2 separate regions of the Homo sapiens genome follow, and region 1 is linked to region 2. A link is a loop called in an ENCODE intact Hi-C map of the cell type or tissue named here. Cell type or tissue: PC-3. All regions are shown on one strand. Each heading gives the region's core, and the rest is flanking DNA. Links, peaks and the distances in the headings are about the cores only. Region 1 overlaps LINC01794 (long intergenic non-protein coding RNA 1794). Region 2 overlaps LOC101929667 (a long non-coding RNA gene).

Region 1 (2,928 bases), core at 182-2,681, 210 kb before region 2:
CAATATTGACCCTTACCTCACACCACATTCTATAATTAATTTGCAATGGATCATATAGTACCTGTAAAACATTAAAAATTTTCTAGAAGGAAATATTTGCAGCCTTGTATAGGCAAAGATTTCTAAGGGCACCTAAGAACAAAACATAAAAGAAACTTCGATAAAATGATTATTATCAAAATTAAAATTTTTTCTCCTATAAAAGTCATATTAACAAGTCTGCAATAGAATGGGAAAACTATTATATATATAAAAATATATAAAGCGTTATATCCAGAACATATAAAGAACTCTTACAACTCAATAGGAAAAAGTCTAGTAACTCAAGAACGTTACTATGTCTCACTAGGTCAAGCTCCTCATGACCACAGATTTAAGGAAATGTATAGTTGCTTAAATGTTTATAAGTAAATGTGTTATAGTAATCATTCCACTAATTCTATCTCTTTGCATAAAATTCACAGTTTACAAACCAAATAAAGTAAATTAAAGTTAGTTTTGCAATAACTGAATTATAGAGGATTAAGAATTGTCATTTTTCATTTGGAAGGGAAACTTCAGAATTTAATTTTTTTTTTACATGTCATATATGTGTGCTAGAACAAAAGGAGATCTGGGAGGTGGGAGGTTCTTACTATTTCCATGACTGTGCGTAGGTTAAAATTTAAACCTTTTAATTAAGGCCATGTCTCCTAATGGGCCAGAATTTTACAAGTGTAACAGTTTAAGGGATTTTGAGACAATTTTGCTGAATCCCAAGTAAGTACTGGCTCCATGAGTTTTCCTTCCTGCTCCTGCCATCCTCGACACTACAGGTTTACTGACTCCCCCTTTTTAGGGGAAATATTAATGTACTAAGCCGCTGGTAATTTCAGTGAAATAATACCTTTTTCACAACATATAATTTGGTTAGGCTGATTGAAGTCTTGAAACGCACTGAGTGGCATATGTGCTAAAAGACCAGGGGATGATATGTAGATTGTGATCTCTAGGCAGCTTGCCTTGAATAGCAATGAAAGGAACAGTAATGAGATTCCACGGGTACCTTGATCTGGATCTTGTCTTTTAATGATAGGCCACATTGGTTCTTCTTACTACTTAGCTTAGCCAATGCTAATCCAGTTTGTGGAGACAGTGGGGACAGAACATTTCAGATCTTCGTATGGGCTCTATTCTCTTATTTGTAACATTCTGGGTGGGGGAATATAACATGTAACCACTGGAGGACAGCAGAGAGCCAGGAGCAGATGCAGTGGTGCCTTGCATGGACACATTTGGAGTAGCAGTTGATGCAGTAGTCTGTAGCCAGTTATCACACCCCTGAACCAGGCTCCAACTTAATTGGAGAAAAGAAAAATACTTAAGTGCTATCCATAAAAGAGACTTAGAATGTAGTCCTCTAGCGTATCACGTCATTGGTATAAAATTTTGGATACTAAATGGAACAAGTAATACATAGAAATGGAAATGGTAAATGCTTCAGAATCAAACAAGTATTAATCTATTTAACACGTGTGTGTGTGTGTTTGTGTGTGTGTCTGTGAGATTTTAAACACCACTGCATTCAGACTAGCCAACAAACATTTCTTGAGTGGCTGCTATAAACCATGTACTCAGCTGGAATTTGTAAATAAGAAGATATAATGAAGTTCAGAAAAAGTTTTGAACAGAGAACTGCCATTATAAAAGGAATGTTTAAGGCAAATTCTCAAGGATGTAGAGACATGGCCTATAAATAACTTTAGCCCTAATTTAGACAGGAGTAGTAGAATGTGAAGATGTTATCACAATGCCAGTATTTAACAGAAAATAGGAGAGGTAAAGATAGACAATGAGACCTAATTGGAAAGGATTAAATGAATTGGAAGGTAAAGTATGAGAAGCATATCAAAATCAATACCATAAAATGCATCTAAGACATAAGGAGAGTGAGGCTAGGAAAACAAACAAACTAAAATTTTAAAATTCTGGACTTATTTCTAATGTTATTGGAATAATTAAATACTATTCCAGAAAAATTGAATCAGTAAATTCAAGAGGGCAAAACAAGGGTATATCACTTTTTAAACTAAGAGTGGGAGGAAAGAGAATAAAAGTAAAAGCTGACAACTACGGTTTCACAAGTTTGAAATTGAAAGAAGAGAAATAAGATTGCAAAGGGGGTAACATTTTTAGAAGAGAAAGAGAAAATGTATGAAACTTAGATCCAATCATTGATATGTGTCAAATACTTCAAAAAGTAAATTTTAATTTGTTTTAGAAATAGCAATAGCTAAAACTAAAACCAAAACAGAAACACAAATCATTTTCTGTTTGAAGCCATAAACAACACATTGGAAACTTGTGATAAAAAATCATCCATATAGATTCATATTATAATGAAGATCTTCTAGTACTTTCAATATCTCACTGGACAGAATCCAAAATGAGCCTACATTAAACGGAGTTTTGGGCTGTTACGGTTTACAGTAACAAGAAGAATTTCACTTCCTAATTGTGTTTGGTGAGTTGGATGTAGCCCAAGTAAGAAATGTGTTGGTGGAGTGCCTGTGTTCATTTCATTAGGCTGCTAGGAGATGTTATAAAAATGACATATTACATTTATATACAAGTGTTTTTTCCACAGAGCTCTAAGCACTGTATCTTTCTCTGAAAGTTCTGCATACTTATTAACAAGTACAATACTCTTGAGGGGAGAAGGTTATAGATATTATTTCTCTTTTTTGCTGGCAAGGGTACAAAGAAGCAATGTAATGTGTTCACAGAGACAGAGACAAAGACACAGCAAGACAGTACTTGATTAGCTTAACCTGTATTTATGAGACATAATTAGCGTGCCTAGTATCTGCAGGAAATGTGGCAACTAGATTGAAGAACTACCACATCCACCAATGTGAGCAAGCTATGGGAAGAAAAGATTATGTGCTC
Region 2 (2,928 bases), core at 253-2,752:
TAGCTAAAGGAAGAAAAAATAAATAAACTGTCATTCTAAAGGTTAGCCTTCTTAATTAAATGAAAACTCACGCAGCAGCATTAGAAAATGAAGTGACTGTAGCCTGTGCTCTTTTTGAGGGGACCCTACAGAGCATCCAGCCCATCCTGCCAAAAGCATGGCAAGCTGAATTAACCCCGGATGGATAAGAGGCTGCTGCGTTACAGTGGTGGTTTTTCGTTTGCAAGCAAGTGGAATTGACTGTGTGTGTCTGTTCTTGAAACTGTTCCATTTCTAGCCCACCTCATTTTCACCTTCTCTTTGATTTACCACCACCACCACCTTGCTGTTCCCTGGAGCTTCCTGCTTTCCCTACCACTGTCTTTCAGCTGAAGCCAATGTGGAGAAAAAAATCAGTAACAAGGTTCTGGGTTAGGTACTTTCACATTTATAAGTTCATTACCACCTCTTTTTATAGAAAAGCAAACTGAAATTCAGAGTTGTTAATGATTTGACCTAAGATCACACAGCTAGTGAAGTATGAGAGTAGACTGATCTATCTCCAATGCCCATTCTCTTTCCATAAGAACAACTGTTTGTATTGCTCTCCTTGCATTCCCACTGCCTTCATTCATAAAACTTTTCTCATGGTCTCCAGGATCACACTGCACCCTCCCAGCACCATAACAGAGCTGACTCTGTCTAGACCTTCAGCCTAGCACTGTCCTACCTCTTCCTTGATTTTGTTATTTTTGGATAGGTTCTTGGCCCCTTCTAGTTGGCCAGGAGCTCTGTGAAGTCCTCACACGAGTAAGTAAAGCCAGAGGTTTTCCAAAGCAGTGAGAAAACTGCACGTTTTGAGATCGGCAGTTCATTCTACCCCCCTCATTTCATGGTTGTATCATTTCTATCATCCTCTAACAAAATAGCTATGAATAGTCACATCATGACATTGCCCTCCATTTCAAAAATTAAAATATTCTCACTCTGTGATTTTTTATTGGTTATACCTGTATTCAATCAAATATATTGATTATATCTTTTCTTGATAAATATAAAAACAATATGATAAAAACTTTTACATAATCCTAATAAGTTAGAAAATTTTTCCAGACTCTCATTTTTTTAGTATAAAGAAGGGCTTTACATTAATTATACTTATTCAAACTCTTGGATTTGAGGGTTTTCCAGAGGGTGAATGTGTTTAGGCACAGCTGCCACACTGTGCAACTCCATAGTGCACTATCTGCATTGAGCTCCAGGGGGAGCCATTGAGATTGTGATTGTGATGGTATCTTCCAAAGTGGAAGACAGTGAAGTGATAAGGTTTGAAAAGGTGGTTTGCGTGTCTGGCTGTAATTAGAATTATCAGGGGAGCTTTTAGGACTGAGTTTCACTCACGGCAATTAAGCCAAAATCTCTAGGTGGATCTAGGCATCAGTAACATTTCAAAACCGCTGGTGTAGAGCATGAGATCTTGGAGACGTGAAACCCAAAGTTGAATCCTAGTTTTGGAACTCTCCAAGCTTCATTTTCTTCATCTGTAATAAAATAAGGCTATGAATTGTTCTTACTTTATAGAACTGTAAATATAACCCTTAGCATTGTACTTCTAGTTAACATTTCAAGGTAATTAGTAATCACTACTGTTATTATTATGAAGAAACATATCACTACTGTTCTAATACCTCGATGTCTTTAAAAATAAAAAAGGATAATATACTACCAATTAAGCCACTTCTCAGAGATTCAAAGGGCATGTAAAATATAATTTATATTGGATGAGTCAGAAGATAATTCATTCAGTTGAACCTGTAGAAATCCTACTAAACTGCGAAAGTGGAGAATTCTACTAAAGATAGCACCTTCTACAATCTGACAATGAAAACCCTGCCATTGCACTTTTGCCTTTGGTTAATTTATATTTTCATTCTAACCACTCTGCACTTTGTCTAGTATATCAGTGTTACTTCAACTCTCTCTCAAACGCCAAGCATGAATTTATAGTGATTTGTTAATTACCCCTAGTGATTTCAGGTACTTCAAAGTTAACCTCCTAAGCAAACCCCTTCACAATTTAAGCCCAACCAATAGCAAGCCCTGTCAAATACATTTCATGAACATCTGGCAAGCATTAATCCTCTTCTCCATCTTCTCTCCAAGGCTAGGAACATCTCTTTTTTCGTACTCCTTTACCTGCTACTGATTCCTAATTAATCCTCATATGCTAAAAATAACTTCATAAAAAACAGATATTCACAAATCACTTCTGCTTTAAATTTCCTTTTACTGCCTTATTACCGACAGAATCAAGTCCAAAGTCCTTAGAGAATAAAAACCTTCAAGATCAGACTTTCATTAAACTTTTCAGAATCCTCCCTCCACCCACCGCTTCTTGATAAATGTCCTGATCTAACCACTCTGAATTCCACATGATCTCTGAATCTGCCAGTGTGTCTTTGCATACAGTCACCATTTTCTTTTCCTAGCTAACTGCTAATTATCTTTCAAAGCTGAAATCGTGTGTAATTTTGGGGGTGTTCTTTTATTACTCTTCTAAGCAGCATGTGTCTTTTCCTCTTCTGTGTTATTATGGCACTTACTGTGCTTTAATGAAATTGATCATTTATATCCTTCTCACTCAGTGGTCTGAAGGCTCCTTGAGAAGAGTCTAGGACTAACTTCGTGTTCTTAACTTTTACCTGACAGAAAGTCAAATGCATTTAGTTAAGGTTTATTTCATTAGAAATGAGACTTGCTGGACTGTGCTGAGGAACTAAAAATTCTAGTTGTAAAAAGAACTCAGAACAAAGATTAATAAATGAACTATTAGACACATGGATATTTCATTCAGTGTGGATTGGGAAAAATCCCTGTTGAAGCAGAAACATTCTACCCTCCCTTCTATAGCTCCACACGAGCTGGAAAAGCTGAGAAGCACCTAGAAAT

What was found. Peaks named below come from ENCODE experiments on the same cell type or tissue, not always from the same donor. Only the 100,000 strongest peaks of a DNase experiment are listed, where the experiment ranks them.
Region 1: a loop joins it to region 2, with 4 times the contacts of the local background. A loop is called at or near these places in 5 of 110 quality-filtered maps.

The regions. Positions count from the first base shown.
Region 1 is chr2:40,758,552-40,761,479 of GRCh38, reverse strand. All of the region lies in intron 3 of LINC01794 (long intergenic non-protein coding RNA 1794), which reads right to left. All of the region lies in intron 2 of LOC105374497 (a long non-coding RNA gene), which reads left to right. Among named protein-coding and RNA genes, the nearest start is that of LINC01794, 14 kb to the right of the region's middle. In PC-3, for the core only: a CTCF peak has its summit at 1,209; a DNase peak (open chromatin) is centred at 1,229.
Region 2 is chr2:40,553,202-40,556,129 of GRCh38, reverse strand. All of the region lies in intron 4 of LOC101929667 (a long non-coding RNA gene), which reads right to left. Among named protein-coding and RNA genes, the nearest start is that of SLC8A1, 100 kb to the right of the region's middle. In PC-3, for the core only: a CTCF peak has its summit at 1,248 (motif pointing right); a DNase peak (open chromatin) is centred at 1,239.